2 separate regions of the Homo sapiens genome follow, and region 1 is linked to region 2. A link is a contact called in ENCODE Hi-C data. All regions are on one chromosome and are shown on one strand. The core of a region is the stretch at or near the end of the contact, and the rest is flanking DNA. Distances in the headings are between cores, read along the strand shown. Region 1 overlaps ZNF609 (zinc finger protein 609). Region 2 overlaps CSNK1G1 (casein kinase 1 gamma 1).

Region 1 (4,701 bases), core at 166-2,665, 320 kb before region 2:
AAAAGAAAGTTGGGCCACTAACTCTACTGCAGAATTACTTGCACTGCTTTTTGAAAATACAGATTATGATTTAATGGAAAGTATTCCATGGGACTTGTCAGTTGACTGCTATTTAGGAAAAAAAAAAAAAAGATCAAACTCCTTAGAAGTCTTACTTGACCTGGTTTCTGCTTACTTTCTCATCTCATAATCACTCTTCTTCACTCTAAACTATTCCATCATTCTACAAATATTTATTCATGTCTGCTACACGTTGGCACTGTTCTAGGTACTATGAATGCATCCTAGGACTGCCATGTAATGGTTGCTCAATTATGTCTTGTATAATTGGCTGAGGAGGCAAGAGGAGGCCAAAATCTAGGTCCATGCTTTTCTAGCCGAACTACGTGTCCCGCGTGGAGCCACAACCTTTTGGAAAGGAGACTTTCTTTTCTTTTCTTTTTTTTCTCAAGACGGAGTTTTGCTCTTGTTGTCCAGGCTGGAGTGCAATGGCACCATCTTGGCTCACCACAACTTCCGCCTCCCGGTTTCAAGCAATTCTCCTGCCTCAGCTTCCTGAGTAGCTGGGATTACAGGTATGCAGGCATGTGCCACCATGCCCGGCTAATTTTGTATTTTTAGTGGAGATGGTGGTTTCTCCATGTTGGTCAGGCTGGTCTCAAACTCCCGACCTCAGGTGAACTGCCTGCCTTGGCCTCCCAAAGTGCTGGGGTTACAGGTGTGAGCCACCGTGCCTGGCATTCTTTTCTAATTTACTGGAAAAAGTCCCATGGGCTAAGGGAGGACCTGGCAATAACAATGAACAAATCAGACAAACATCCCTGTCCTCAGGAAGCTTATATCCCATTGTGGGAGAGACAACCAAAATAAATTATATACTATGTGGGACAATAATAAGTGTTATGGAGAAAATAAAACAGGGATCAATCTCCCTGGCTCAAGTGATCCTCCCACCTCAGCCTCCCAAGTACCTGGGACTACAGGCACATGCCACCATGCCCAGCGAATTTATTTTTTGTAAAGAATGAGGTCTCACAATGGGGCCCAGGCTGGTCTTGAACTTTCAGACTCAAACGATCTGCCTACTTCGGCTTCCCAAAGTGTTGGAATTAGTCATCAGCTACCACACCTGGCCAGTTTTAAATACAGTATTCAGGGAAGAACTCACTCAGAAGGTGACATTTTTGTTTACAGAACCATGTCAAACCCATTTCCCCTCAGGCCTTTGCACTTGCTGTACTTTGCCTAAAGTTCCTCTTTCCCTTTCTCAACTTTTGCATACCTAGCTTTTTATCTTTCAGTATCAGCCTAAATGTCACTTCCTTAAGGGCAACTTTCCAGCAACACTAAGTAGAATAGCTATCTATATCCCTAGGCAGTCCTAACCAAACAAAGACTCAAGGCCGGGCTCACACCTGTAATACCAGCACTTTGTGAGATCACTTGAGGTCAGGAGTTTGAGACCAGCCTGACCAACATGGCGAAATCTTGTCTCTACTAAAAAAATACAAAAATTATCCAGGCGTGGTGGTGGGCACCTGTAACCCCACCTACTTGGGAGGCTGAGGCAGGAGAACTGCTTGAACCCAGGAGGCAGAGGCTGCAGTGAGTGAAGATCTCACCACTGCCCTCCAGCCTGGGCGATCCTGGGTGACAGAGTGAGACTGACTGAAAAAAAAGACTCAACTACATAAAACTAGAGAGTTTGAATCCTGTTCTACTATTTCCTGGCTTAACCTCTGGCATCCAGTTTACCCATATGTAAAATGGATAATAATAGTACTTAACTTATACGGTTGCTGTGAAGAATAATTACAATCACCACCCAAAAGGATAACAATAAAAATTAAAAAATAAAAATATATTATATAAAAATATAAAAGTACAATAAAAATAGCAGCTGTTTATATAACTTTTTACCATGCACCAGGCATTATTCTATGTATTCTACATTTATTAACCCATTTAATCTATTCATATAATACATTTAAAGTGCCAGCACTATATTTAGCAAACAGTAAATAAATGTTTGCTCTCTTTCTTATTATCACCATGATCAGTGGCAGTATTATTAGCTCTTCTTATGAGGTGCCTAAGCCCTCTGTGTTTCTGCTCTGCTGAGGGATCTATACCCAAAAGTTTCATATCTTCCCCTCTAGAATTCCTATTTTCCCCTCTTGGATAAACACCCTACAGAAGGAATTTGTTATCAACCTTAGCACTTACTCTGTGCAAATCATCTCTTACGTCTAGCATCAGCATGGACTTTTAAAAAGAAAAAGATATGACTGTCCATATAGATCATATGCTTTATTTATGTATTTAGAGACAGAGTCTCGCTCTGTTGCCCCGGCTGGAGTGCAGTGGCATGATCCCGGCTCACTGCAACTTCCGCCTCCCAGGTTCAAGTGATTCTCCTGCCTCAGCCTCCCGAGTAGCTGGGACTACAGGTGCGTGCCACCACACCTGGCTAATTTTTGTATTTTTAGTAGAGACGAGGTTTTGCTATGTTGGCCAGGCTCGTCTCGAACTCCTGACCTCAGGTGATCCACCTGCCTCGGCTTCCCAAAGTGCTGGGATAACAGGTGTGAGCCACTGCGCCTGGCCAAAACTAAGCTAATTTTACTAATCCAAAAAAACATAACATGAAAATAATAGGAGTGAACTCATCGTGATAATATTAGTATCTCGAGTTTCTAGAATTAAACACAATGCTCCTTTTGAATCTCTCACTAAAGACAAACTAGAATCCATATACTTGACCATAATCATCAAAATATAATTAGAAGGCTTAAAGAAACAAAGAAGTCCAGAACCTTGGTTCCACTTTCCAGACTCATCTACTAATATACATGAACAATTGATGATGCTACTCTTCCTTAAGAATCTTGATTGATTAGAACATGGCTTCTAAGCAAGGCCACCAGGAACTGTTTTCCTGGTATCTATTGCTTTGAGAAACATATTTATGCTTAACCATCTCAAATGCCTTTTATAAAAGTATTTAAATGATAAAGATGAGAAGAGAAAAAGATATAATGAGAGGTAGTATAGTTATAACTGTGGAAGATATAAGTCAGATTACCTGGATTTTAATCCTGGCTCCACAAACCACCAACCAGGCCACGTTTCTTAGCTTGCTAAAACTCACTATGCTCATGTATAAAGTGGGAATAAGAGAGCTCTCGGCCAGTCAGGCACAGTGGCTCACGCCTGTAATCTCAACACTTTGGGAAGTTAAGGCAGGGGGATCACTTGAGCACAGGAGTTTGAGACAAGCCTGGGCAATATAGCGAGACCCCTATCTCTATTTTAAAAAGTAAGAAAGAAAGAGTTCCTATCTCATAGAGATATTGTAAGATGTGATCTAGGCAATTCCGTTCTTGGCACACAGTGCAAGAGCAATAAATTAAAGCTTAAAAAAATACACCAGAAAGAAAAAGAAAAGTCAAGAACATTCTGTGGGCATTTATTGCATTTGCTTTTTAACTCAGAAAAGACACTACAGAAAAAAACTTAACTAGCTGTCTAACACTGCTTCCATCTTGGCTCTCAATGATACACACAAAAGGATGGTTTATCAATGCATTCTGTTTCTCCAGCATAAACCCAAAGGTTGAACAACAAATTTCTGTTCAGAAGGAGAAGTGCTAAGACAAGATGATAAAACTATTGATTCTTTTTCACAAGGAGACTCACTGTGAGAGCAAAAGGGAGCCCTCTAACCCCAGTCTGGGGAGGGGGCTACTGAATTGGCACACTTTTTACATATTCAGAAGTATCTTCTACCTGCTTGGATTTTCTAAGCACAACAAAGGCTTTGGCTTTTAGCATTTAAGAGAAAAGATACTCCTTGGGGAAAGAGCATGAGGGAACTGATAGGAAATTGTCCCCAGGAGGTTTTCCTAAACTATCTCAAACATAATGTAGAATTACTGTTACCACTTTATTAATTCAACAAATATTTATTAGGCATCCTCTATGTGTCAGGCATTTTTCTACAGTTCCTGAGAATAAGGGAAACCAAACAGATGAGGTTCTAGCTCTCCTGGTACTCTTATATAATAGAGGAGAAAGTAAGCCCATAACAAACAAGAAACTATCTAAGAGGAATAAATGCCACAATGAAAATCAAACACCATGATATGATATGGACTATCCAGGAAGTTATTTTAGATTAGATGGTCAGAAGAAGCTTCAATGAGAAGATGATATTTTAACTGAAACCTGAATGACTAGCAAGGGCCCATTTGTATCCCAGAGGGGTATCAGAGGGAGTGGAAAAAGAAGGTAGTAAAAAGCCACATATATACATAGAGCAAGCTTCATATGTTTGAGAAAAAGAAAGAAGGCCAGTGTGGCTAGAGTACAGAGGTAGTAAGAGTGGTTAAGATAATATCTGCAAGGTAAACAAACCACATCATGTTAAAGCCCCAGAGAGGTTTAGGACTTAGTTAAAAATCACACAAATTGTTCTCAGCAAAGCTAGAATTTAACTCCATAGAAGTCTAACCCTAAGTCCATGGCCTTTCTAGAACACCACAGTTAACATATCTTATTCATCCTTATGAATGGGAACCTAGCTCAGTGTTTTACACATTGTAGATGTTCAGTAAATGTTCAGTGAAAGAAAAGGAAAAAGCCTAAATACCTAGGCATACCACTTTTCATCTCTGTTCTGGTCAGAAAACTGTCAAGCAC
Region 2 (4,576 bases), core at 264-2,763:
GCTCTGTTGTACTGGTTAGGCCAACTGTTGACTCATAGTCAGGTAGGCTGGCCATCGTTGGTCTGTCTCCCAGTACCTTTTCTAACAAACATGTAAAGGTCACAAAGCCTTCTAGGTCCTATATGCAGTTCAGTGGTGACTACTGGCCTCTTTTCTGCTTCTTGAGATCACCCACTACTTCTAAAATAGCTGCGGTGGGCATCATCTTAATACCCTTGCCTGCAACTAACAAGGTAGCTGCAGACTTTTCCAAGATAGGAAGTGCTTTAGTTTTCTGTTTCAAATCCCCTTGCTACCCCTACCCGCTAGTGTAAGAATTACTTTTAGGATTTTCTTACAGTCATCTAAATCGGCTTGACTACTTAGTTCTAATCATAGAGTTCACCACTCTTCAGGCTAATTTAATGTGGGAAAGTCCAGTGTATTTGAAGTTCTTCATATTAGGCCCAAGTTTGCCATTTATTTATATATTTATTATTTTTAAAATTTAGATGGAGTCTTGCTATGTCACCAGGCTGGAGTGCAGTGGCACTATCTCGGCTCACTGCAACTTCCGCTTCCCGGGTTCACGCCATTCTCCTCCTCAGCCTCCCGAGTAGCTGGGCCTACAGGCGCCCGCCACCATGCCCAGCTAGTTTTTTTTTGTAATTTTAATAGAGACGGGGTTTCACCATGTTAGCCAGGATGGTCTCGATCTCCTGACCTCGTGATCCGCCTGCCTCGGCCTCCCAAAGTGCTGGGATTACAGGCGTGAGCCACCACGCCTGGCCAATTTTTTGTATTTTTTTAGTAGAGACGGGGTTTCACCATGTTGGCCAGGATGGTCTTGATCTCCTGACCTCGTGATCTGCCTGCCTCGCCCTCTCTAAGTGCTGGGATTACAGATGTGAGCCGCCGTGCCTGGCCATATTTTTTATTTTATTTTTTCCAGAGTCCAGATGAGGAAGAACATTGGGATATTTTTAAAATCCTGATTATATTATCCTATTGATGATTAGGCATTGACTATTTTTTTATTGTAATTGCATATTGGTCCCACTCTCCCCACTCCCTGCCATAAGATTATAAGCTCCTTGAAAACAAGCCTTGTGTCTTCTTTACCCTTGTATCTCAAGCGTATCTTAAGGCCTGGTGTGATGTCATTCTGTCACATAGCAGTCAGCAAGTAGTTCAGTGGCAGAAAGAAGTTAGAAAGATTTAATAAGCTTGCCTTTTTAGATTTTTACCAATGTTATTAATAAAAATATTCCTTGTGATGGTTAAAAAAAGGAAATTTATTTTGAAAGAAGATCAATTGACAAGAAAATAGACAAGATTTCACCATGTGTCCTTGTAAATGTGAGCATGAACACCAGAGCTTGTTTTTAACTTAGAGGCACAGCATTCCTCCCCCTATTTTTTCAGAGTAAGTTCTCAGCTGCAAGTATGACTCATTGGTAGTTAATGTTTGAGCAGCCAGTGCGCATATGCCACTCTTTTGATTACCAAGGTGATGTTGCAGCATTGTAAATAAACAACCTTTTGTGCCAAAGCCACACAAAGACCACAGTAACATAATTAGTGTTTTTACTCACTAGTGTTTTGTCTGTCATTGTTCATTACTGTCCAGTGAATTATAAAATATTTGGATTTCCTGACAATGAATACTTAAACAAAAAGCCCATTGTGACTTAGGTTTGTTCAGTGAATTAATCATTGCTTATAAATGTATGAAATTATTTGGGAAAAATGATTGATTATGAATTTAAAGAATACCTATTGCTGTGATATCCAGAGCTTGAGACATTAAATTCCTAAAATAGGAACTTTTTGTTGTCCTGGGACTATGACCATTTTCTTCAGTACCCAACTCTTAATCATTACCTTGGCCTTTTGGACCCCAGTTTCACATTGATGACCTGATCTAGAAATTCATACCAATTCTCTAATTATGTAGAGATAGAACAAAAATGACAGCACTGGGTAATTGTGAATGTGGTTCTGGTTGGAGGTCTTCCACATTGTCTCTGCTTTTCCTTGTGTGATCTCTAACTCTTTCTCTTCCATTCCACTTTGTTTTCTAGTGAGTGGTCACACTTTTCAAGCTTTGTTTCTTGATTACAGTTTTACCACCAAGATTTTCAAGACTTAATGCTTAAGAATTGATATCTCCAAGATAATCAGGGAAGAAAGTAAAGGGGACCATGAGAACCTTGAAACTGAGAATAAGCATTTTATTTTCCTGTTAGCTATCATTTTTTCATTTCTTATAGAAACCAAATTGTAAAATCTTATAACTATTTTTCTTATTTTCTTCAATCATCAATGTTATGTTAATTGTATTATGGTCACCATAGGCAAGTTTTAATTTCTTTTCTTTTTATGGGAATGATTTTAGGTTTCAGTATTTCCTTAGGGTCTTTTACTTAGGAAGATACATACATTATCAATTTAAAAATTTTCCAATCCATAAATCTTTTTTCCAGCATAGCTCTCAGTTTTGCTTGTATTCTAGCACACAGGAACAAGATTTGGTGGATGAGAGGTTTGGGGCAGAGATATGAAAGAGTCTGTGGCCGAAACAGATCCGTATTAGGAAGAGTGACAGTATGAGAATGACTCCATAGCTGACCACATGACAACAGCGTGGTATATGTTCGTTAATTGACTAGAAGATGAATAAGCCAGAACCAAGCATGCAGCTGAAGTGGGAGGAAAAAGGGAGGGAGGGGATGAGTCAGCAAGGACCAGAGCAAATGAAAGAGGATTGAGGGTTTAGAGGGTAGGTAAACGGCAGGATAATAGGATTCTTTGCAGTAAATGACAGGAAAATGGAGGTCTCTGACATAACCTGAAATTTCTAAGTCTAGGCTCCCATATCCTGGCTTCCCAGCAGCTATTGTAATCTAGTGACTCTTCTGATTTGGCTCTCTTATAAAGGAGAAGCTAATCCTCAAATTAAAAAATGACAAGATTCCTCCCCCCCCCCCTTTTTTTTTTTTTTAAAGAGACGGACTCTTGCTCTGATTCTGAGGCTAGAGTGTAGTGGTGCAATCGTAGCTTGCTGCAGCCTCAAATTCTTTGGCTCTAGTCATCCTCCCGCCTCAGCCTCCCAAGTAGCTGGGACTACAGGCGCAATGCACCATAGCTGGCTAATATTTTTAGTTTTTTGTAGGGATGGAGTCTCACTATGTTGACCAGGCTGGTCTTGAACTCTTGGCCCCAGGTGATCCTCTCACCTTGGCTGCCCAAAGTGCTGGGATCACAGGCATGAACCACTGTGTCCAGCCTTAACAAGACCCCAGTTGAAACTTCACAAATGCAGTAGTCAAAACAAAATCTCATTGGGCAGAGAAAGCCAGTTAACTTGTTAAATACCTAGTAGGCGGTTCATTTTTAAAATTGATACATAATATACCTATTTATGGGATATATGTGATATTTTGATACATGCATATCTATGTGTAATTATCAAGTCAGGGTGGTTAAGCTACTCATTACCTCAAACATTTACCATTTCTTTGTGTTGGGAACATTTCAAATCTACTCTTCTGGCTATTTTGAAATATACAATAAATTATTGTTAACTATAGTCACTCTGCTGTGCTATCAACACTAGAATTTATTGCTTCTAACTGTATGTTTGTACCCATTAACCAAGCTCTCTTCATCCTCCCCACACCCAACCATTCCCAGCCTCTGGTAACCATCATTCTATATGAGATCAACTTTTTAAGTTTTCACATGAGCGAGAACATGTGATATTTGTCTTTCCCTGCCTACCTTATTTCAGTTATTATAAAGGCCTCCAGTTCCATCTGTGTTGCTGCAAATGACAGAATTTCATTCTTTTTTTGTGTGTGTGTCTTTTTTTTTTTTCCTTTTTGTGGAGAACCGGGGTCTCGCTATACTGCCCAGTCAGGTCTCAAACTCCTGGGCTCAAACTATCCTCCCACCTCGCCTCTCTGAGAGCTGGGCTTACAGGTGTGAATTTCATTCTTTTTTATGGGTGAATAGTATTTCCTTGTGTGTATATGTACCACATTTTTTTGTCCTTTATCTGTTAATGGACACTTAGGTTAATTGCATATCTTTGCTATTATGAATAGAGCTGTAATAAACATGGACGTACACACATGTTTTTGATAAACTGATTTTGATAATGGCTGTGAAGATCATTTGCCCATTTTTAAATCAGATTATTATTTTTACTATTTTTTGCTATTGAGTTGTTTGAATTGCATATATATCCTGGCTATTAATTAATCCCTTATTAGATACATGGTTTGCATATATTATATTTTCTCTTATTCTACTGGTTGTCTCTTCACTCAGTTGTTTCCTTTGCTGTGCAGGAGCTTCTTAGCTTGCTGAAATTCCATTTGTTTATTTTTGCTTCTGTTGCCTGTGTTTTTGAGGTCTTACCTGAAAGATTTTGCCCAGACCAATGTCATGAAGCATTTCCCCAATGTTTTATTCTAGTAGTTTCATAGTTTCAGGTCTTACATCTAAGTCTTTAATCCATTTTGATTTGTTTTTTTTTGTATAGTTAGAGATAGGGGTCTAGTTTCATTTCTCTAAACAGACCATCCTTTCC

The links. A loop is a pair of places that touch in the nucleus more often than their neighbours do. Pooled maps may share reads with other maps.
Region 1: a map with no recorded cell type shows a loop between it and region 2 (6-fold over the local background). The contact joins two enhancer-like sites. A Hi-C loop is called at or near these places in 3 of 37 single-sample maps with no recorded cell type and 4 of 50 pooled maps.

Annotation. Positions count from the first base shown.
Region 1 is chr15:64,568,650-64,573,350 of GRCh38, reverse strand. The region is part of intron 2 of ZNF609 (zinc finger protein 609); the gene reads right to left. All of the region lies in intron 4 of LOC101930091 (a long non-coding RNA gene), which reads left to right. Among named protein-coding and RNA genes, the nearest start is that of ZNF609, 110 kb to the right of the region's middle. RefSeq lists enhancers at 986-1,085, 1,116-1,185. Within about 2 kb of position 1,415, at least 6 of the 41 ENCODE cell types and tissues checked have a DNase peak (open chromatin) inside an H3K27ac peak, as active enhancers do.
Region 2 is chr15:64,245,033-64,249,608 of GRCh38, reverse strand. The region is part of intron 4 of CSNK1G1 (casein kinase 1 gamma 1); the gene reads left to right. Among named protein-coding and RNA genes, the nearest start is that of PPIB, 84 kb to the right of the region's middle. RefSeq lists enhancers at 1,265-1,559, 2,449-2,508, 2,629-3,129, 3,130-3,630. Within about 2 kb of position 1,513, at least 13 of the 41 ENCODE cell types and tissues checked have a DNase peak (open chromatin) inside an H3K27ac peak, as active enhancers do.